3 separate regions of the Homo sapiens genome follow, and all the other regions are linked to region 3. The links are chromatin loops, found by intact Hi-C in ENCODE. Cell type or tissue: endothelial cell of umbilical vein. All regions are shown on one strand.

Region 1 (8,000 bases), 190 kb before region 3:
GTACGTGAAAATGTACGTGTTTAATTATGATACTGTGAACCTTGGATTTCTGAGTAGATCCAGAATGACTTTCAAGGTTGGTATGCTCATTTTTATGAAATGCATCTCAAAAAGCTTTACAGTTACAATTGTGCTTGGGAAAAGACGGGTCCAAGAGGAATTCAGCTGATCTGGGGTATCTGAGTGGGCACATTTTATCCGTGCAAATATTAGTATCTGTCAGCAGACTCCATTTGCAGAGTATAGAAAGTCTTTTCAAGGGAAGGATCTATAGGAATAATCTAATATTTTAAAAGAAAATTAACACAGTCAAGTTTTTTTCCCACAGACTTTTTTCATTTTGGGAGCTGCTTCAGTTTATAGAAATTGTCTTGCAGAAACACTTTATTTGTTTATTTTCCTCTCTCTAAACAGATTTAAGCAATACAGGAAAACCAGAGCAGGAGAGTAAAACATCCTGTCCCACATCTTTTGATAAGATAAGCACAGATTCAGAAATAAGAACAGATTTAGAGGAGCAAATGTTTGTAACTAAAAATGCATTTCCTCCATGTGTTTAAAATAGCACACTGCTTAGGCTATAAAAAGCCAAAGTTTATGTTTTGGGAATGGAATAAGCCCTACTTTAATTAGAGGCAGGAATCAAACTACAAAAATTACTCTCCTACATTTGGTAGTAAAGTACAAAGCTTAATGTGTCTAAATTCTCATGGTCTTGTCATTCCATGCTCTTGATCCGCCTCTTCCCTCACTCCCCAGTCCTTACTACCAGTACTGTTAGCTACTTGCATCCAGTTTTCTCAGCATTTGCTGGTATCTGGCTGGCCAGGCTTCAACCCCACATTTGCTACCTATTTTCAAGCCAACATTTACTATTTATTCCAACAGCGGGCCACCATTAGTGTCATTAAAATTTGTAATCCTACCCTTACGCATTGACTTGTTTAATTAAGGGCCTACTGTTTAGCTGCCTCTTTATAGATTGAGAATGACCTAAAGCAATATAACTTAAGAGGGAAAGACATCATTTTCCCATGTAGTTTTAGCCTTGTTTTCTTGATCTATGGAGTGGAAAAAAAAAAAAAAGGCCTTAATGTTGAGTATCAAACAACATCATAGGTGATGTCAGTGTAGCAGTGTTTTCCCCAAAGATAGAAGACACAGAATCCCTCACAGTACCATCCTGAAGATAAAAGACTCAGACTAAGGACTGAGAAGACAGTAATGCTGACCATTGTAGTTTGCCAGAATTCAGTGTATGTAGTCAGTAACCAGCAATCTTTGGTTTGTTCAGCAGAGTCTTCCTGTCTGAGCAGTTAATGGTGTGATCTCTCCCAGTCTCCTCATTTGGCCAATATTTAAAACTCTAGAAAGTTGACATAAAAATCTGGATTACTGGCTTTTCTTGAGAAATGAAAATTTCTGCCACTACCTTCCCTCTTCATCTATGGTAACACTGGGGTGGCACAGAGTAGATGGGGTTTGCCCTTTTGTGGTCCCTACTCAGTGGCTTTACTCATTTATATTACCTGCATGGTTCCTGTAGGCAACTGCTTTTCCCACTCTAGGGTAACATGTTTCCCTTTGATGACCATGTTAATTTCATTTTGGAAACAATTTGTTCTCTAGATTAAATACCAAACATACTATCTTCTCAGACTACAGGTTAAATATTCTTTACCCTTTTATAAAGAATAAATAATGTCTATTTATTGGCTGCTTCACCACATTTAAGGCACAATGCTAAATGTTTTACATGTATTATTTCACTTAACCCACATAAACATTCCAAGAGTAGGCACTAACTTTGTGCCCATTTCACAGATCAGGACACTGAGGTTCAGAGAGGCGTCCTTAACTTGTTGAAGTTACATAGTTGATGATTGGTCGAACTCGGATTCCAGCCCAAATCTATTTGAGACCAAAGCCTGGGCTCTCAGCCACTTTGCCATTGCCACTGCTCGCTCTTATTCTCCTGATAGATGTTTTTTTGTTAAAAGAGTCTCTCCTCAATTTCATAACTGATGTGGGACTCTTTGAAAGCTATTTTGTTATTTTTGAAGAAAGTGAGAGGGCTGTTTCCCCATTTTTCCTTTGTAAGCTTTTCCTCATTAATATAACCATTTTCTATACTTTTGTTTCATTCCTGTCTCAAGAAAGTGAAGGTCTAGCACATTTTAAAAAATAAGTTCCAGGTATGTTTGTACATTGATACCTGTCAGCAGCAACAGTGAAGCTGTGGACAAGATGTGATGTGGGGAATAATGGCTATTACTGTTTCCAGAGGGTAATCATTTCCTACTGAGGTATGAATCCTACATTGTGGACAACTTATATGTTGATGGAGAGCCAGGTAGGAGTATCATTGCCCAGCTTGTGTCAAGTGCATTTCTTCTGGTGGCCATTTGTTCCAGGATAGGACTAGCTAGAGATAGCTTTTAATAGGATGTTTCAGGAACTAGTGGTGACAATGGAAATGATTGATTTTGGCAGCTCTGGTGGTACTGGTGTTGTCTTACTTATCAGCTCCAGAATGACATGGTTTGTGTAGAAGCAAGAATACCCTGGCCGGGCGCAGTGGCTCACGCCTGTAATCCCAGCACTTTGGGAGGCCGAGGCGGGTGGATCACGAGGTCAGGAGATCGAGACCATCCTGGCTAACACGGTGAAACCCCCGTCTCCACTAAAAAAACAAAAAATTCTCCGGGCGTGGTGGTGGGCGCCTGTAGTCCCAGGTACTGCGGAGGCTGAGGCACGAGAATGGCGTGAGCCCGGGAGGCGGAGCTTGCAGTGAGCCGAGATTGCGCCACTGCACTCCAGCCTGGGCAACAAGAGCGAGACTCCGTCTCAAAAAAAAAAAAAAAAAGAAAGAAAAGAATACCCTGTACCTGACTTTCACCTTCATGTTCTTCAGTGGATGCTAATACCGTGCTTCATTTGTTTTTAACTTATTCTTAATTTGTTTTAAAATAAGCCTTTATAGGTATTGCAGGTACAGAGTAAATAGATTAGAAATTGAATAAGGAAAATAGTTTTTAAAAGATTTTCCCTTGAATATTTGGAGTATTTTCAATCTATTAAAGGCAATTTCATTCACATTGTTGATTCAAAGCTATTATTCCAGGCTAAGCTAGTAACTGAGATAAGTATGAATGGAGAGTCTAGTGATATCCTTTTGGGAGGGAAGAGGATATCTGACAATTCGGGTCATGAAATAAAGTCCTTGCCAATCTGAGCATCTAAATGAGACTCTAAACAGAGAGAAGGTTTCTCTTTTTTTTTGAGACGGAGTCTCACTCTGTTGCCCAGGCTGGAGTGCAGTGTCGGGATCTCGGCTCACTGCAGCCTTCGCCTCCCAGGTTCAAGTGATGCTCCTGCCTCAGCCTCCCAAGTAGCTGGAATTACAGGAGCCTGCCACCACGCCCGGCTAATTTTTGTATTTTTAGTAGAGACAGGGTTTCACCATGTTGACCAGGCTGGTCTCAAACTCCTGACCTCAAGCAATCCACCTGCCTGGGCCTCCCAAAGTGCTGGGATTACAGGCGTGAGCCACTGTGCCCGGCCAAAAAGTTTTCAAAGCAAAAACTTTTTTCATTTGTGGTCACCAGGATGATGTAACCTCTGTCAGTTCGGATTGAATACCTACAACAAATACTCTGAACCTAGGAATTATCTATAGTGATTTTCAAGGTTGCCTGGAGTTAAATAAATTCTAGTGTTCTTAGAAAATTCTATGAAGAGATGAACTTTATTTACACATAGCAGCCTTTTTCCTTTGCTCTTAGCCTCAAATTATAGTGCCAACAAGTTTCAAACATGTATGATTTTAAGAGCCAGATGTCTATCAGGATCACAAACTTTTTTTTTTTAATTTTACTTTAAGTTCCGGGATACATGTGCAGAACATGCAGGTTTGTTACATAGGAATCCATGTGCCATGGTGGTTTGCTAGGATCACAGACTTTTAAAACTTTATTTTGCCGTATTCCTATACCCTTGGTTGTGCCAAATTGTCCTGGTGTGAAAAATGAGTCAAGTTAAATGCTTTAGGTGCTTCTTGGATGTGTAGGGAAGAATGGAATAGGTATGTGAAGTTATGGTAGTCATACAGTTTACTTAGTATGATAATATAAATTGATTTGGGAGCAAGGAAACGAAGACCTTCATTTAAGAAGATGATTATGATACTCTAGGAATGAAGTGAATATATTTTGGTTAACTTTAAAACAGTAATTTATTATTGCTTCATAGGTCTTTAACTTCTTTTACTGTACACTAGAGGGCAGAATTCCACCTGAAAAGATAGCTCGTCTTTGGCAAGATCCCAGAAAGCATTAAGCAGCATTCTTAAGATTGGGTAAAAGAGTCTTGTACATTTTTCTTTGCCTTATTAGATTCGTCTCTTGGTATGATATTTCTATGTACTATGCAGTTTCTACTTTTTTCTTTTATTAGAATTTTTTTTTTCAACTCTACTATTGTGCTTAGAAAGAGAAATGATTTTTCTTCTTTCATTTTTTTCCTTGGGATACAAAAACTTTGTTGTTGCTGTTGTTGTTGTTGTTTTAAATTACAAATAAGAAAGTAAAAATGACCTGTAGTCCCACCACTTAAATTTTTTTCGGAGAGAAGGCAGTGAAAGTTCCTTTCTGCCTTTCCAATTGTTAATTGTCATCCCTAGAAGCTGATAGCTGTTAACTGATGATCAGTTTTGTGCAGATCCTTCCCTGTGCTATGATAATATATTGTATTCATATATATTAATATTAGTCACAAGATTCTCCATTCATACTTACGTCAGTTACTACCTTGGCCTGGAATAATATCTTTGAATCAAGAATGTGAATGAAATTGCCTTTAATAGATTCAAAATATTCCAAGTATTCATGGGAAAATCTTTTAAAAATTATTTTCCTTATTCAATTTCTAATCTATTTACTCTGTACCTGCAATACCTATCAAGGTTTATTTAAAAATAAATTAAGAATAAGTTAAAATCAATGATCAGGGAAAACAATATATACATATATATTGTATACATATATATGTATTGCATTCGTAGATACTTAAAACAAAAGTGGACTTACCCTGTCTGTACTGGTCTGCAATATATATATATATATATATATATATATATATATATATATATATATAGTTTTAGTTTCTTCTTGCAACTTGTATTTTTACTTAACAGTCTATCTTGGGCATCTCTCCAGGTTCAATATAAACATCTGTATTTTTTTTATGCCTGCCTGGTATTCCATTTTGTGACTTCCATAATTTGAGTGCACCTTCTCTTATTGATGAACATTTACAGTTTTCCAAATTTTACAGTTATTAATAATCTGTGATAATCCTTACACATATGTTTTTTATGTTCTCATACTGTTATTTCTGAAGGACAGAATTTTAGAAGTGGGATTGCTGGGTCATTGGGTATGTGCATCTTAAATTCTAATAGCTGCTGCTAAATAGGCAGAAGCAATTTGAAGTCATGCCAGTATTATGTGAGAAGACCAGTTTCCATACATTTACCAATATGTATTTATCTGCATTTCTCCACGATCATTGTAGTAACTGTATCTTTATAACCTGCTGGTTTGTGTGGTGGTTTAAAATTTTTCCTCTTTTCTTTCTCTTTTTTTTGAGATGGAGTCTCACTCTGTCGCCCAGGCTAGAGTGCAGTGGTGCTATCTCGCTCGGCTCACTGCAACCTCCACCTCCTGGGTTCAAGGAATTCTCCTGCCTTAGCCTCCCAAGTAGCTGGGATTACAGGCATGTGCCACCATGCCTGGCTAATTTTTGTATTTTTAGTAGAGATGGGGTTTCGCCTTGTTGGCCAGGCTGCTCTCCTGACCTCAGGTGATCTGCCCACCTCAGCCTCACAAAGTGCTAGGATTACAGATGTGAGCCACTGCGCCCAGCCAAAATTTTTCCTCTTTTGAAAACTGTTACCAAAACAGACTTTTTATTAAACTAATATTATTTTGTGTATTTGTCAAATGTTACGGAATGAATAAATTAAGGTTTGCATATTACCTGTAGGTAGTTTCCATATTGTATCAAATTATCAAAGTTAATTAATCTTCAGTCATTTAAGAGATCAGGTAAAAAAATCTAGATTTTATAAACACTGAGATAAATTGTGAGCCAAATTTGGGGCTGTATCTTTTTTTTTTTTTTTTTTTTAAGACGGAGTCTCGCTCTTTTGCCAGGCTAGAGTGCAGTGGCACGATCTCGGCTTACTGCAACCTCCACCTCCCAGGTCCAAGCAATTCTCCTGCCTCAGCTTCCCGAGTAGCTGGGACTAAAGGCGCCCACCACCATGCCCGGCTAATTTTTGTATTTTTAGTAGAGGCAGGGTTTCACCATATTGGCAAGGATGGTCTCGATCACTTGACCTCATGATCCGCCCACCTCGGCCTCCCAAAGTGCTGGGATTACAGGTGAGAGCCACAGCGCCTCGCTGGGGCTGTATCTTATTGATCCTTTGCAAATGCTGTGTGCTGCTTCACTCTTAGGTTCTTTGTGTTGGAAAGTACTATCTCAAAATGTTTTAACATCAGGGAAGAATGTCATTCATCCTAATCATAGCACTAAGCGATTTTTATGTTCTGATTAAAGTTCTTAAAAAGGCAACTTGCTGCTATTTCCTGAAGGGTTCTGACTGTACAGAAAGATTCATATTAGATAAATACTTTAATTTGGATTGAGGAATTTTTCTTTTGGGAGAGGCTGAGCAGCTGTCTTCTAATTATTTTGGTCAAGGATTGAAAATCAGGCTGGTCTGAAGTCCAGCACTTAACTATACTCAGTTACTTGAATTTTGGATTCTGCCACAACCCTGTTACCCAAGCAAACCTATGATAAATTTAAGCTGAAATAATTTAAAGCTAGGCCAATATTTTCCCATCATTGAGGATATGGAAGATTCTAATCAAACATTCATCTTTAGACCTAGTAATTCTGGATGCTTAAGACCATAAAACATAACCTTTTGATTATTAGCATTTCCTTGAATTTGAAATGTAGTACAATTTCAGTAGTTGCTAATTTGAGAATGTGTAGGAAAAACTCATGCTTTGCATTGGCTTCTGCTTTAAACTGAGATCTTTTAGTCCTAGCTGCTTGTGAGATGATGTGCCTGTAGGAAGTGGAAACAAAAGGAGAAGAGTTTTCCCCCACAGTCAAATAGAGCATGACATGACTTGTTTGGCCAGAGGTGAGAATTAGGAAGATCCAAGGAATATCATGTACAAAAATGCTCTTGATCTTGGTCTCTTGTATAGCGTTACTTGCTTCAAAGCAAAACTTGGAGGAAAAGTTTCCTTTAGAACAGTAACCACAAGCATCACGTCTGCTTTTCAGCCATGTTTCTGTGTTGTGCTGTGGGGTTAACTAAATCCAAATTTTTGATACCATTTCAAAAGGGCACGCTGATTTAGCCTGTGTTAGACCAGTCTGACCTCAATTTCTCTGTCTTGAGGTGGTGAAACCAGCTTTCCTATTGGGCTAACTTGGATCAGCTGTGTGTTTCACAGTATCCTGCAAGCCTAAGCCAGGCAGAATTTCAGCTGTGTAAAGGCTTAGATTATGAAGTATCTATCTGTCTTTATAGAATATATTTTTTAAACCCTTTGAAGTAGAACTTCTAACACCATAATGAAAGCAAAGGATCAGTGTTTTCGAGGGATACTAGGGAAGGTCTGTGACAAAGACTTTTATTTTCCTTATATTTTATCAATCACTCAGGAAATTAGTTGGCAGTGGAAAATGGAACACAACTCTATCCCAATATAGTATGTCATCTAATTATGGTACTCTATCTCAGAATACCCCTTCTCAGTAAGACTGGTATGCCTCTGAGCTTTTTTTTTTTTTTTCTTTTTTGAGACAGGGGTTTCACTCCTGTTGCCCAGGCTGGAGTGCAGTGGCAAGATCTCAGCTCACTACAACCTCTGCATTCTGGCTCAAGTGATCTTCCCACCTCAGCCTCCTGT
Region 2 (8,000 bases), 200 kb before region 3:
TTGTTTATTTGTTTATTTGAGATGGAGTCTCTGTCACCCAAGCTGGAGTACAGTGGCGTGATCTCAGCTCACTGCAACCTCCGCCTCCCAGGTTCAGGCGATTCTCCTGCCTCAGTCTCTCGAGTAGTTGGGATTACAGGCATCTGCCACCACGCCTGGCTAATTTTTGTATTTTTAGTAGAGATGGTCACCATGTTGACCAGGCTGATTTCAAACTCCTGACCTCAAGTGATGCTCCCGCCTCGGCCTCCCAAAGTGCTGGGATTACAGGCATGAGTTACCATGCCTGGCCTATTTGTTTATTTTTATTTATTTTATTTATTTTTATTTTTTGAGTTGGAGTCTCGCTCTATCAACCCAGCCTGGAGTGCAGTGGCGCAATCTCGGCTCATCACAACCTATGCCTCCGGGGTTCAGACCATTCTCCTGCCTCAGCCTCCCGAGTAGCTGGGATTACAGGTGCGTGCCACCACGCCCAGCTATTTTTTATATTTTGAGTAGAGATGGGGTTTCACCATGTTGGCTGGGCTGATATTGAACTTGTGACCTCATGACCCACCCACCTTGGCCTCCCAAAGTGCTGGGATTACAGGTATGAGCCACCGCACCCTGCCTATTTGTTTGTTTATTTTTAATATTTTATTTATTTAATTTTTTTGAGACAGGGTCTCACTCTGTTGCCCAGGCTGGAGTGTAGTGGCTCCCTCATGGCCCACTACAGCCATGATCTCCCAGGCTGAAGAAATCCTTTCACCTCAGCCTCCCTGATACCTGGGAATATAGGCATTGGTCACCCATGCCTAGCTAATTCGTTTTTATTTTTTTAGAGACGAGGTCTCCCTATGTTGCTTAGGCTGGTCTTGAACTCCTGGGCTCAAGTGATCCTCCTGCCTTAGCCTCCCAAAGTGTTGGGATTACAGGTATGAGCCACTGCACCTGGCCTATTTTATTTTTTTGTAGAGATGGGGTCTTGCTGTGTTGCCCAAGGTGGTCCTGACCTCTTGTCCTCAAGTGATCCTCCTGCTTTGGCCTCCCAAAGTGCTGGGATTACAGGTGTGAGCCACCATGTCTGACCATCTACATAAATTTTTTTTTTCTTTTTTCTTTTTTTTTTTGGAGACGGGGTTTTGCTCTGTCACCCAGGCTGGAGTGCAGTGGCGCAGTCTTGGCTCACTGCAGTCCCTGCCTCCTGGGCTCAGGCAGTCCTCTCACCTCAGCCTCCTTAGCAGCTAGGACTGCAGGTGCATACCACCACGCCTGGCTCATTTGTTTTTTTTTTTTTTTTGAGATGGAGTCTCACTCTGTCACCCAGGCTGGAGTGCAATGACACAATCTCAGCTCACTGCAACTTTACCTCCTTGGTTCAAGCAGTTCTCCTGCCTCAGCTTCCTGAGTAGCTGGACTACAGGCACGCACCACCATGCCTGGCTAAATTTTTTTTGTATTTTTAGTAGAGACGAGGTTTCACCTTGTTGGTCAGGCTGGTCTGGAACTCCTGACCTCATATGATCTGCCCGCCTCAGCCTCCCAAAGTGCTAGGATTACAGGCATGAGCCACCACACCAGGCCTCTTGTGTTTTTTGTATAGATGGGTTTATCCAGCCTGGTGTCAAACTCCTGGGCTCAAGCATCTGCCTGCTTGGCCTCCCAAAGTGTTGGGATTACAGACATGAGTCATCATGCCTGGCACCTGTATAAATTTTAAAAATTACAATTGAGTAACAATTAAAATGATTGTAAAAATAAGTTATAAAAATAAATGCTTACATTTTATTACATTTTTGGGCTTTAGTTGACAAGATAATTCTGAAGTATCACACACATTGTAATGTCCTACTGCGTGTGACTGATAATTCATATCACATGTGACTCACCTTGCAAATCTGGCCTAACTGAATTTATACTCTGTTTAATGGAAGGGCCCACTGCTCATGTCTTGAGTATTGTGACATTGTCAAATTGCTGAACAAGTTTCTAAATACTCACAATTTCTGTGCCCATCTCATCTTGGACCAATAACAGGTAGTTTTGCAGTCAAAACTTGAATAGCACTATATACAAATGATTCCATTCAGTTTTTCCCCAGTTATCCCAATAATGTACTTTATAGCTGTATTTCTTGTTCAATCTAAAATCCAGTCTAGAAGTCCAGCGCGCTATCCGTTGTGCTATGGAGCCACCTCTAAGATCCAATCTAAGATGAAAACCATAATTGGTCTTTTGTTGTTGCTGTTGATTTTGCATTTGGTCTTTTTAAACTCCTTGTACTTAGAACTGTTTTTCATGCCTTTTCTGTATTTCACAGCATTGGTTTTAAGCTTTTTTTTTTTTAAGAGTCCAGGCCATTTGTATTGCATAATGTCCCTCAATTTGGATTGCTGCATTGTTTATGATGAGCTTCACATTAATTATGTTAGACAAAAATACTACATTGATGGTGCTTCTCATCCATCAAGAGACTCAGCATTGATGGGGATAAGTTAGGCCACCAGTATCTTAAGACAGTACCTTTGCGGCCGGGCGCGGTGGCTCATGCCTGTATTCCCAGCACTTTGGGAGGCCGAGGCAGGCGGATCATGGGGTCAGGAGATCGAGACCATCCTGGCTAACACGGTGAAACCCGTTCTCTACTAAAAATACAAAAAATTAGCTGGGTGCAGTGGCGGGTGCCTGTAGGAGGCTGAGGCAGGACAATGGCGTGAACCCGGGAGGCGGAGCTTGCAGTGAGCCGAGATCGTGCCACTGCACTCCAGCCTGGGCAACAGAGCAAGACTCCGTCTCAAAAAAAAAAAAAGAAAAATGACAGTACCTTCCAGAATTCTTCATTGTAAGGCAACCTTTTCCTTGGTAATTAGTTGTTTTCGGGTTCCATAAATAATAATAATAATTACTATTATTATTTTGAGACACGGTCTTACTCTGTTGCCCAGGCTGGAGTGCAGTGGTGCGATCTCAGCTCACTGCAACCTCCGCCTCCTGGGTTCAAGCGATTCTCCTGCCTTAGCCTCCCGAGTAGCTGGGATTACAGGCACCTGCCACTGCACCCGGCCAAGTTTTTTATTTTTAGTAAAGACAGGGTTTCATCATGTTGGCCAGGCTGGTCTCCAACTCCTGACCTCAAATGATACGCCCACTTCGGCCTCCCAAAGTGCTGGGATTACAGGTGTGAGCCACCATGCCTGGCCCCATAAATAATTATTGATGATATGAATTAGTAATATATTTTACTGCCTGAAATTATTCTGGAAGCTGTTGAGTTGTACATCCAGTAGGGGACCAGCAGAACGCTGACAGTATAAACTTTTAATAGTTTGAAAGTCCTATAAAAATAATATAGAAAGTATGTTAATGTACCGTTAGGAATATAGGTTTAAAAGTTTTTTGAAGTCTTTTTTGGCTTGAATTATTTTCTATGTGTTATGCAGACTAAGAAAGATTTATTTATAACTTCACTAGTGGCCCTCACATAGAGTGTACAAAAAGCTGGTAAATAACTGTTGCTGTAAGAAGTCATTAGGCCAGGCGCAGTGGCACATGCCTGTAATCCCGGCACTTTGGGAGGCTGAGGCAGGAGGACTGCTTGAGTACTGGAGTTGAAGACCAGCCTGGGCAACATGGAGAAACTCCATTTCTACAAAAAATATAAAAATTAGCCAGTCATTGTGGTGTGTGTCTGTAGTCCCAGCTACTCAGGAGGCTGAAGTAGGAGTGTCCCTTGAGACCAGGAGGCAGAGGTTGCTGTGTGCTGAGATCGTGCCACTGAACTCCAGCCTGGGTGACAGAGTGAGACCCTGTCTCAAAAAAAGTCATAAATTTTCGGTCAAATTAAGTGTTGTGGACTTGTTAGTAAATACTATTATAGTTGTGTGCTGCAAATTTCCTATTTCATTTTTGAAAACAAGTGGATGGTAATTTTAAATGTCCTTGATGGGTATTCAGGGCGTCTGCTGTTTTCTCAATTTGTCAGAAGAGGGCAGCACCATGTCTATAAAAAACAAAACAAAGAAATGAGTATGGAAGCCCTTTTTTCATATGAATTACATACTGTCACATACATTTTATATTTCAAAATGATACATGCTTATTACTTTAAAAATCATGTTACAGAGATATATAATATATATAACATGAAAAGTGAAAGTTCTGTAACTCCCTTCCCCTAAAGAAAACAAAAACCCTGTTAATAGTGGGCATGTTGACAGGATTTTTTTAAACTTAATTTATTTATACTTAAATTTAGGCATTATAAGGAATTCTCATAAGGGGACTTACGAGATCTGAATTTTCATTGATAACAGATACAAATTTGTTGTATGGATTTGAGCATATCTTTTAATTTCTTCATGTCATTATTCTCCTTTTTCTCTCTGTATCAAGTTAAGAGCATTACTACATCTTCAAGAAATGTGAGAAGAGCTGGTGATGACAGGAAGGAATTTGTAGGTCTAAGTGTAAGGTAGTGTTAGCACAAAGTTAGTCTTCAGTTTTCTAACTGTATTTTAATGTTAAATTTTGGGCTTTGATCATTTCATTTTGTTTTTGTCCCTACTTGAAAAATGTTTAGCTTATTAACCTAGGGGAATGGGGGAATATAGTATTTTGTATTCTGCCCTATCACATAACCAGCTGAGCCAGTTAGCTCAGACTTTCCTAAATGATTCACCTTTTGGAAAAAGCCAGTCATGGAAAGTTTCTGCCCAATTAAAGACTTTCAGGAAGTTCTGAGCAAGTGAAAATAAAGTTAAAATGGAATTTCTGTTGAGAACACTTGAATTAACTATTACTAATAATAGGCCTTTTCCTGTCAGAGTTCCCTCTTGTGCGTTAGAGGTGGTCTATAATTTAACTGTTCTCCTGCTTGAAGATATTTTGATACTTGAATCCCTTATTGCTTGTTAAAAGTGGAGTTGTTCTAGGCATACTGTCAATGAAGAGTAATCTGTAATATTACTTGGTGTCAATTACTAAAGTTCCTGAGATAAATATACCAGTGTTTCCTAGTGAATATAGATAGGACTTTGGCACTAAGAAATTTTGAGAGATACTCCCACAGTTTATACTTTTTCCATGCTGCTTTTATGCCACTTACTATATATCATGTATTACAATGACTTGCTTTCATGGTTGGCTGTTCTGCTGAACTGTGAGCTCCTTAAGAGCAAAGGCCATGCCATATTTTTTTTTATATGTTCAACATCTAACAGTGCTTGGATCTAGGTTGCTTTTCAGCAAATGTTGACCTAATTGTCTCAGGTGACTCTTTCCAGGCTTGTCATTTCCATGAAGGTAGTAAAAAACAAAACCAAACATGCATTACCTAGAGGCTACTTTTCCTTAAGCTATCACTTAGGCCATTTGATTTCATCTTCTCTATCACCAGCATTCTGAAACTTCACAGTGATTTGCCTTGATGTGAATCTTTTTTTTATTTTTCTGAGACGGAGTCGCACCTTGTCGCCCAGACTGGAGTGTAGTGGCGCTATCTCAGCTCACTGAAACCTCTGCCTCCTGGGTTCAAACGAATCTCCTGGCTCAGTCTCCCAAGCAGCTGGGATTACAGGCACCTGCTACCACGCCCAGCTAATTTTTTTTTTTTTTTTTTTTTTGAGACGGAGTCTTAACTTTGTTGCCCAGGGTGGAGTGCAGTGGTGCAATCTTGGCTCACTGCAAGCTCCATCTCCCTGGTTCACGCCATTCTCCTGCCTCAGCCTCCCGAGTAGCAGGGACTACAGGCGCTCGCCACCAAGCCTGGCTAATATTTTGTATTTTTAGTAGAGACGGGGTTTCACTGTATTAGCCAGCATGGTCTTGATTTCCTGACCTCATGATCCACCCACCTCGGCCTCCCAAAGTGCTGGGATTACATGCGTGAGCCACTGCGCCCAGCCAATTTTTGTATTTCTTAATAGAGACAGGGTTTCACCATGTTGCCAGGCTGGTCTGGAACTCCTGACCTCACTATCTGCCCACCTCGGCCTCCCAAAGTGCTGGGATTACAGGTGTGAGCCACTGTGTCAAGCTGGATGCTTTTAAATTAGCTGCATCCAGTGTTCTGTGGCTCTTTTTTATGGAAGCCTATCCTTCACTTCTAGGACATTTTCTGTTATTGTTGACAACTTCCCCCTATTTTCTGTTTTTATGAGATTCATATTAGTAGAATTGATATGACAGGCCAGGGCAGTCTAGGCTGAGGTAACAAACTCAGCAACTCAGTAGCATAATACAGTACATTATTTCTTACTGGTATAAAGTCCAATATGAGTTTCGTAGCACTCCATCTTGTAACTCAGTTGTACAGAACACCTAGGCTTCAGGGTTGCTCTGGCAAAGGAAGAATGAATACATAGATTTTCATATAATTCCTCTTTTCTCAGAATGGACTTCAGCCATGCCTTTTGAGTCTGGAACTTCCGTGGTTTTCATTTCTCCAGAGTAATGGGTTCTGCTGGATTGGGGATGGGGTAGAGCAGTAGCCTGTGGTATGAGGTGCTGCTGAAGGGGATCTGGGGCCTAGCTGCTCCTGATGGATAATTCCAACTGGTTTTAGCCCTATTCCTTTCCTCTACCTCGAAAGGTTCCTGGTGTCTCAATTTAATGAGCCTTTCTAGGGTACTTTAGTACACATTGGCTTGCCTGTTTTTGGCCATTCCACATGGCTGTAGGCTTAGGAGATCAGAGAAAACAAAAACCAAAGCCAGTTATTACTTGTCTACTTGCTTTCTACCTTCTTTTTTGTTTTGTTTTGTTTTTTGTTTTGAGACAGGGTCTCACTCTGTTGCCTAGGCTGTATAGTTCCACGATAATAGCTCACTGTAACCTTGAACTCCTGGCTTCAAGCGATCCTTCTGCTTCAGCCTCCCAAGCATCTAGGACTACAGGTGCACGCCATGATGCCTGGCTGATTTTTTTTTTCCTTTTTTTTTTTTTTTTTTTGAGATGGAGTTTTGCTCTTGTTGCCCAGGCTGGAGTGCAATGGCACGATCTCGGCTCACCGCAACCTCCACCTCCTGGGTTCAAGCGATTCTGCTGCCTCAGCCTCCCAAGCAGCTGGGATTACAGGCATGTGCCACCACCACTGGCTAATTTTGTATTTTTGATAGAGATGGGGTTTCTCCATGTTGATCAGGCTGGTCTCGAACTCCCAACCTCAGGTGATCCGCCTGCCTTGGCCTCCCAAAATGCTGGGGTTACAGGCGTGAGCCACCACGCCCAGCCGATTTTAAAAAATTTTTTGTAGAGTTAGGGTCTTGCCATGTTGCCCAGGGCTCAAGTAATCCTCCCGCCCTTGGCCTCCCAAAGTGCTGGAATTACAGGCCCGAGCTACTGCACCTGGCTGCTTTCTACTGTCAGAAAATTTGGGCTGGGCGCAGTGGCTCATGCCTGTAATCCCAGCACTGGGAGGCCAAGGCAGGAGGACCACTTGAGCCCAGGAGTTTGAATCCAGCCCAGGCAACATGGTGAGACTCTGTCTTTAAAACAAAAAAAAAGAAGAAGAAAATTCTGTTGGCATCCCTTTTCTGTTATACTTCTTCTCATTATCCTTGTGTAGTTTCATCTTTTTAAATTTATTTGCCACTATTTAGTAGGGTTTTGGCAGGACTGGAATAAAGCATGTGTTCAGATTACTATATGTAAGTGGCAGTTTCTACTTGTTCTTCATTAGCTGGTCTGCCCCAGATTCTACCCAGAGCAAGGAAATTTAAAGGTACCCTTTCTAGTTTAGTACTCCAGAACCCTGCATTAAGCCTGAGATTTGGATGTGGGTTTATTTTGGTTATTTTTACAACAGTGTAAGAAAGCACCTCAAAATTTAGTGGCTTTAAAAAATAATTGTTTTATTATAATTTCTCTTGGTTCCAGGGGTGGCTGGGCTCAGCTAGGCAGTTCTTACTCAGGGTCTCTTGTACAGTTGTAATCAGACAGTGGCTAAGTGTGGAACCACTTCACAGGTTTTCTTTTTTTTTTTTTTTTTTTTTTTGAGACGGAGTCTCGCTCTGTCT
Region 3 (8,000 bases):
AGAAGATCCTGGCCGCCAACTGAGCCCGCAGCTCCTGCCACCCCTGCCTTAAGATTTCCCATTAAATGCATCTGTTTAGAAGCCCTGACTGCACTGCCTGTGTCTGTGTGGCCCAGGGGAGGTGGGCTTGAAGTTGTCCTTGTCACCCACAAAGGGGCAGCACTACCGTTCCCTTTCCAGGCTGCAGTTAATGTTGGCAACCCAGCCTTCTCAGGAAGCTGAGGTCTTCATATCTCTTGCCTGCTCACGGCTCCACCCTGGGTTTAGAATTTAGGCCCTACCTGCTGAAGCTAGCTTGACCCGTGGGGCTTTCTGGAAGGCAGCAGTCCTTGGCCAGGCTCTGCAATCCATAGCCCCCTGGAGTTGTCACTGGGACCACTGCTGACCCACACACTCCAGGTGCCTTTCTCTGCCTTTAGTCCCCCATGTCCAGTGCTCAGGAATGTGCATGCAAGCATCACCCCCTCCCCCGTCAGACCCCAGCCCCTCACACCTTCTGCATCCACTGCTGGGAGCTGGCGCCACTGTCCTCTCAGCTCCCACACTCTTCCCCGCCTCCCTCTCTGCATTTTCTGTGACCCTGCAGTTAGACTTTTTTTTTTTTTTTTTTTTTTTTTTTTGAGACAGAGTCTTGTTCTGCTGCCTAGGCTGGAGTGCAGTGACATCTTGGCTCACGGCAACCTCTGCCTCCTGGGTTCAAGCCATTCTTCTGCCTCAGCCTCTCAAGTAACTGGGATTATAGGCACTCACTACCACGCCCGGCTAATTGTTGTATTTTCAGTAGAGATGGGGTTTCACTATGTTGTTCAGACTGGTCTCAAATTCCTGACCTCAGGTGATCTGCCTGCCTCGGCCTCCGAAAGTGCTGGGATCATAGGCATGAGCCACCGCGCTCGGCCTCTGCAGTTAGATCTTGAGGCTTCCTCACGCTCAGCTTCCATCACTTCGGCCAGGCCATGGAGGGGGCCGGTTCCTTTCCCAGGATGTGTCCGGATTGGCGGTCTCTCTCTCTCTGGAAACTTTTAGTCTTTCCTTTAATGCAGTGAAAATTTTGTTGGAGAAAATTCTCCTGTTGTTCCACTGTCTGAAAAGATATTTATTCATTTTGATCTTGTAAAAGTTGCCTGTCACTCTGAAAAATAATTTTTGTTGAGACGTGCATGTGGGTATGTACATGGATATTTGGACTTGGAAGGTGTTTCAGTGTCTCCTGGCTTCTGTTGATTCGTGGAGAAGTCAGTGATTTACTGTTGCTTTTTAAAAAGGTTTAATGGATTTTCTTTGGATGCTTTTAAGATTTTACCTTTGATTTTCGTTGGTTTACCAAGATGCTTAGTTTCTTAGTTTCCTTGACTCAGCCTGCATGGGGTTCTTAGACAGTCTTTTTTAGAGTCTTGCTTTCTTGCCCAGGCAGGAGTGCAGAGGTTCGCTCTCAGCTCACTGTAACATCCATCTCTCAGGTTCAAGTGAGTCTCGTGTCTCGGCCTCCCAGGTAGCTTGGAGTACAGGCCTATGCTACCATGCCCGGCTAACTTATTTTATTATTTTTTTTTTGAGATGGAGTTTTGCTCTTGTTGCCCAGGCTGGAGTGCAATGGCGCTTTCTCGGCTCACTGCAACCTCCACCTCCTGGGTTCAAGAGATTCTCCTGCTTTAGCCTCTTCAGTAGCTGGCATTGTAGGCGTGAGCCCCCACACCCAGCTATTTTTTGTATTTTTAGTAGAGAGGAGGTTTCACCATGTTGGTCAGGTTGGTCTCAAACTCCTGACCTCAGGTGATCCACCCGCCTCGGCGTCCTCAAGTGCTGGGATTAGGCGTGAGCCACCGCGCCCAGCCTCTGAGTGCTTTTTATCATGAAGGGTGTTGGATCTTGTCAAAGGCCTTTTCTGCATCAATTTAAGTGATCACGTGATTTTCCCCTTTCATTCAATTAATGCATATTACGCTGATGGATTTTCTTGTTATTTCCTATAGCGCTTGGCATGCTGGGATAACTCCCACTTCATCATGGTGTATAATCCTTTTAATATGCTGTCGGGTTCAGTTTGCTAGTACTTTATTGAAGGTTTTTGCATCTATATTCATGAGAGATACTGGTTGGTAATTTTCTTCTGATGTTTTTATCTGGCTTTTGTATCAGGGTAATGCTGGCTTCCTAATCTGTATGTATCCATTTGTGATTTTTTAACATCACAAATTTAGATACTCAGCTCAGTAATTTTCAGTGTGTTCTTTTCTCATAAAAGTATTTCAGGAGGCAAGCTTTCCTCCAAACACTGCTTTCATTGTATTTTTTTTTTTTTTTTTTTTGAGATGGAGTCTTGCTCTTATGCTCAGACTAGAATGCAGTGGCATGATTTCTGCTCACTGCAACCTCTCCTGAGTTCAAGTGATTCTCCCTCCTCAGCCTCCCAAATAGCTGGGATTACAGGTGTCCACCACCATGCCTGGCTAATTTTTGTATTTTTAGTAAGAACAGGGTTTCACCATGTTGGCCAGGCTGGTCTCAAACTCCTGACCTCAACTGATCCACCTACCTCGGCTTCCTAAAGTGCTGAGATTACAGGTGTGAGCCACCACACCTGGCCTTTTTTATTGCAATTTGATACACACTTTATAGTTCTAAGTCTTTTTCATTTCCTCCCCTGTACAGTGCCTCGGCATGACCCACTTTATCCTGAGGGCACCTGCAGGCCAGGGGCAGGCACCCATTGCCCCAAAGCCCTGGAGCTGGGTCGGAAGCAGAGCAGAACCCTGGTGCTCACTTCCTGTTTTTTCCTTGCACAGCCGAGTTCACAGCCTTCTGCCTTGGGCCACAGCTCTAGCCTCCCCACGTAACCACAGGTTCCGATCTTTGCTTCTTCTCCCAGGTCTTCCTGTCTCTTGATGTTTCCCTCTAAAGATCCATCATGGGCTGGGAATGGTGGCTTACGCCTGTAATCCTAGCACTTTTGGGGGCCGAGGAGGGCAGATCATGAGGTCAGGAAATTGAGACCATCCTGGCCAACATGGTGAAACCCCATTGCTATTAAAATACAAAAATTAGCCAGGTGTGGTAGTGGGTGTCTGTAGTCCCAGCTACTCAGGAGGCTGAGGCAGGAGAATCGCTTGAACCCAGGAGGCAGAGGTTGCAGTGAGGCGAGATCTTGCCACTGCACTCCAGCCTGGTGACAGAGTGAGACTCCATCTAAAAAAAATCTATCATGGCTGGTCCTGGGGGGCAGCCAACATTCCACACTAACCCGGCATCTTGGCAGGAATGGAATGGGCTCCCTCCTGCATTTTCTACTTCACTGGCTTTCCTAATACCTTTCTCTGCCCGTGCACTGTCAGCCGTTCTGATGATGCGTCTAATAGGTTGGAATTAAGGTTATAGATGGAATTTAATTATAAGGACATGAAGAGAAATTAACTTGGAGAATGGATGTGTGAAGAGGGGAAAAGCAAAATGAGAGAGAGCTTGGGCACAGGAGTGGGATCCAAAGTCGACTATTAAAAATAGTATCAAGCCGGCCGGGCGCAGGGGCTCACACCTGTAATCCCAGCACTTTGGGAGGCAGAGGCAGGCGGATCATCTGAGGTCAGGAGTTCGAGTCCAGCCTGGCCAACATGGTGAAACCCCCATCTCTACCAAAAATACAAAAATTAGCCAGGCGTGGTGGCACATGCCTGTAATCCCAGCTACGCAGGAGGCAGAGGCACAAGAATTGCTTGAACCCAGGAGGCAAGAGGTTGCAATGAGCCAAGATGGTGCCACTGCACTCTTGCCTGGGCAACAGAGTGAGACTGTCTCAAAAAAAAAAAAAAAAGCAGAGGCGGGTGGATTGTTTGAGGCCAGGAGTTTGAGACTAGCCTGGGCAACATAGTGAGACTCCTTTAAAAAAAAGAAAAAGTAGCTGGGTGCAGCGGGTGGCACCTGTAATGTGCTGCTCAGGAGGCTGGGGCATGAGGATCACTTGAGCCCAGGAGTTCGAGGCTGCAGTGAGCTATGATCACACCACTGCACTGCAGCATGGGTGACAGAGCAAGACCCTGTCACCCTGTCTTTCTCTGTGTGTGTGTGTGTGTATTTTTTTTTCTTTTTTTGAGATGGAGTCTTACTCTGTTGCCCAGGCTGGAGTGCAGTGGTGCAATCTCAGCTCACTGCAACCTCTTCCTCCCAGGTTCAAGCAATTCTCCTGCCTCAGCCTCCTGAGTTGCTGGGATTACAGGTGCATGCCACCATGCCCAGCTAATTTTTGTATTTTTAGTGGAGACATGTATTTCACCATGTTGGTCAAGCTGGTCTCGAACTCCTGACCTCAGGCGATCCACCCACCTCGGCCTCCCAAAGTGCTGGGATTACAGGTGTGAGCCACCGCGCTGGGTGTCTCTATATATAATTAGAGCCACCGCGCCCAGTCTCTCTCTATATAATTAAGAGCCAGGTTTCTTAAGGAAACTCCCAGCTCAGTGAGGGAGAACTGCTCTTAAACACAGAGGAAATTACATGTATTTTATTATGTCAACAACCATCTACATACAAATAAATGTGAGGCGTAAGTAATATAAAAATGGAATAGCAAGCACAAACCTGGCTAAGGGACTTTTTCACTTGCTGGTGAAATCTGCGTCTGTCCCCCGCTCCACCCACCGGCCTCCCAAGAGTCTGAAAACCACCCGGTATAAGGCTGCCACCTGGTGGCCAATATGAAAACTGCATATAGCTATGCCTTACTGTTCCTAACCCAGCGTTGTTTCAAAGAAATACAAAAGAAATACAAGGCGAGCCAAATGGATGATTTTAAATTTTCTGGTAGCCCTACTGAAAAAGTAAAAAGAGGCCGGGCACGGTGGCTCACGCCTGTAATCCCAGCACCTTTGGGAGGCTGAGGCGGGCGGATCGCTTGAGCCCAGGAGTTCGAGACCAGTCTGGGCAACATAGTGAGACCCTCTTCTCTACAAAAAAAAAATGCAAAAATTAGCTGGGTGTGGTGGTGAGACCCTGTCTCTTAAAAAAAAAAAAAAAAAAAAGAGGGACTGGCGCGGTGGCTCACGCCTGTAATCCCAGCACTTTAGGGGGCCGAGACAGGCGGATCACGAGGTCAGGAGATGAGACCATCCTGGCTAACACGATGAAACCACGATGAAACCCCGTCTCTACTAAAAATACAAAACAATTAGCCGGGTGTGGTGGCGGGCACCTGTAGTCCCAGCTACTCAGGAGGCGGAGGCAGGAGAATAGCATGAACCCGGGAGGCGGAGCTTACAGTGAGCTGAGATCTCGCCACTGCACTCCAGCCTGGGCGACAGAGCAAGACTCCGTCTCAAAAAAAAAAAAAAAAGAAAAAAGAATTTTAATAATATATTTTATTTAACCCAATATATCTACATATTTCAACATGTAATCAGTATTTTAAAATTATTAATGATATATTTTACACTCTTACACTCTTTCAAACCTAGTGTGTAATTTGCACTTCCATCACATCTCCACCTGGATGCTACATTTTCATGAGAAATACTCGATCTGCATTTACATCTTGTAAAACTTACAGTTGAAAAGGTAGACTCACACCCAAATTGTCCCAAATATGCTTAAAAGCTTCCAATTATGTGTTATATTGACAAGTACAGTTAAGCAAAAGGCTGAGTTTAATCAGGGGTCGCACTTGATTTAATCTCAGCTTAAAAACAGATTCCTCCTCGGGCGGGGGTTCCCCCACCCTTGGTCTGAGTTAGACCACGTTAAACAGTGCACGCGCCTCTCCCCGCCCATCGGGTGATCTGGCTTTCTACTAACAGAAACGTCTGGAGCAGTCGCAAGAGAATCCTGTCTCGGACCAGCCTGCATCTGTACCTAATCTAGTGGTTGCGTGATTAGCCACCCAGATTCCCTCCAGGACTGCAGGCCGACCTCCCCACGCGCTGCTGTGGACAGCAGACAGTCCGCAGCTGCCGTCCTCTTTGGGAGTTTCCTCAGCTGAAGAGCATCATCTTGACCTCGGGTCCTGCCTCCTTTCTGGGCAGCTGCATCCAGTGATTGGTCAGTAGGGTTTTTTAAAGGTCCAGTCTTTTCACCCAAACTTGGGACGATGTTGAGGCTCTATCTTCCTCTGCCCAACATTGCTCTTTCCCTACCCCTACGAGTCTTCGGTTCCAAAGGTATTGCTCCTGGGGTACCAGTAAACTTCTGTGTGGTCATCTTTATCTCAGAGTCTACTTCCTGTGGGGAGCTCCAGCTATGATCGTGTGTGCCGGGAGTGAGCTGCAAAATGCGGATGCTGAGGTGGGATTCTGGAGCTGGACTGCTGACTACCAGGCTGGCAGTGAGGACCTCTTCATGGTTGGTAGAGGAAGCGTAGATAGGTCGGGCACACGGTAGCAATGAGGTTGTGAAAGCTTCCACTGCTGATGAAATGCAATGGTATTCTGGGGAACACTATCCACTAGTGGGTGCCCTGTGTCAGGAGTTTGAGGTATGAGGGGAGAGAATACCTATAGAACGTAGGGCCAGGAGCAGCGGCTCGCGCCTGCAATCCCAGCACTTTGGGAGGCTGAGGTAAGAGAATTGCTGGAGCCTAAGAGTTCAAGACCAGCTTGGGCAACATAGCAAGACCCACGTCCCCATAAAAAATAAAAATTAGCCAGGTGTGGTGGTGTAGTCCCTGCTACTTGGGAGGCTGAGGCAGAAGGATCTCTTGAGCCTGGGAGGTCGAGGTTGCAGTGAGCTGTGATGATGCCGCTGCACTTCAGCCTGGGTGACAGAGCAAGACCCTGTCTCACAAACCCAAAAACCACAGTTAAACTAGGTGGTTGCTGCTAAACACAAAGACTTTGGGAAATGACAAAAGCTGAGAATGATTAACAGGCAATTAACAGCTAAGGGTGAAAGCCACCTTAGGAACACATAAAGAGGTTTTTATCTCTTGCAGCTGCAAGGTAGAGAAAGCTGAGGACTAGACCCAGGATTTAGTTGTAAGATCAGCCAAGCTCCCAAGAAGGTTAAATGCTCCACCTAGACAGGCTGCTGTGCCAGATGCAGGGCTCTGATGCATGAGATGCAGACATCTGGGTTGATGTACTCCCAAAACCTCAAATCCCCCGAGCCCGTAAGCCCGGAGTGCACAGAAGTGGCCCCACTCTTCCCACCGGGGCGAGAGTACCTTCCTCACAGGAGACGGAGGCTTCCCTCCTGCAGGACATTAACCCCAGCATCTCTCTCCTTTCCAGTCCTGGCCATGATGGCACCAGGCCTGGTAAGAGAGGAAAAGGACCTTGTACCAAGGGAGCTGCAGAATGGAGCCAAAAAGCGCTTGCAGGGACGGGGCACACGTGATGAGAACTGGGTGCTGAGAGAGCTGAACCAAGGGGAAAGCCCATGAAGCTGGAGAAAGGTGGGGGTATCAGTTCGGGAGGACTCTCCTAGGATACAGGACTTAATGCCTTGCTCAGGACCCTAGGGAATGGGCCACCGTGCTGCCGGATGGCTCCTAGAAGCAGGCAGAAGGCAGAGCACACTAAGCAAAGGAGAGGTGCTGGCGCTGCTATAAGATGGTGGAAAGAGGCGTTAAAAGGCTCAGAGGTGGGCAGTTGTGTGGACAAGCCCTGTGAGGCAGAACGCCCATGGGAAGGCCCGGAAGATTCATTCGTCTACGAAAGCAGGAATGTGACCATGCTGGTGAGAGGGCAGGCACAGCTAAGCTCATGGGGTGCTCCCCTCTAGAAGTCAGGGAGAAGGTGGGAGATGCTGCTATGGAACAGGCTGCTGGGCAGTGAGGGTGCTGGGAGCCTGAGATCATAAGACCAGGCAATGCCGACAGCTGGGGGCCTGCCCTGTGGCCCTATGGAGATGCCTAAGAGTTGGTCACACGGGCAAAACCAATGGCATTGCTCAAACTGTGCAAGCAGAGTCATGATGGGTGACGGGGGCTGGGTGGCCTCCATGAAACCATCTGGCTTTCTGTGGCACCGGAAGTTTGTCTCGGGCTGCTTTTCCCTTGACCTGAGGCTGGTGCTGCC

The links. Peaks named below come from ENCODE experiments on the same cell type or tissue, not always from the same donor. Only the 100,000 strongest peaks of a DNase experiment are listed, where the experiment ranks them.
Region 1: a loop joins it to region 3, with 7 times the contacts of the local background. A loop is called at or near these places in 61 of 110 quality-filtered maps.
Region 2: a loop joins it to region 3, with 17 times the contacts of the local background. A loop is called at or near these places in 66 of 110 quality-filtered maps.

The regions. Positions count from the first base shown.
Region 1 is chr16:75,382,007-75,390,006 of GRCh38, reverse strand. The region is part of intron 5 of CFDP1 (craniofacial development protein 1); the gene reads left to right. Among named protein-coding and RNA genes, the nearest start is that of CFDP1, 47 kb to the left of the region's middle. In endothelial cell of umbilical vein, a CTCF peak has its summit at 4,263 (motif pointing right); a DNase peak (open chromatin) is centred at 4,316; H3K27ac peaks cover 358 bases.
Region 2 is chr16:75,399,035-75,407,034 of GRCh38, reverse strand. All of the region lies in intron 4 of CFDP1 (craniofacial development protein 1), which reads left to right. Among named protein-coding and RNA genes, the nearest start is that of CFDP1, 30 kb to the left of the region's middle. In endothelial cell of umbilical vein, a CTCF peak has its summit at 3,941 (motif pointing right); DNase peaks (open chromatin) are centred at 3,974 and 4,664; H3K27ac peaks cover 1,796 bases.
Region 3 is chr16:75,196,184-75,204,183 of GRCh38, reverse strand. CTRB2 (chymotrypsinogen B2) reads left to right here. Exons shown (of 7, transcript NM_001025200.4): 7 at 1-81. The coding sequence ends at 23. Among named protein-coding and RNA genes, the nearest start is that of CTRB2, 7.0 kb to the left of the region's middle. RefSeq lists enhancers at 2,608-2,687, 4,539-4,833, 5,872-6,372. In endothelial cell of umbilical vein, a CTCF peak has its summit at 4,674 (motif pointing left); a DNase peak (open chromatin) is centred at 4,663; H3K27me3 peaks cover 468 bases.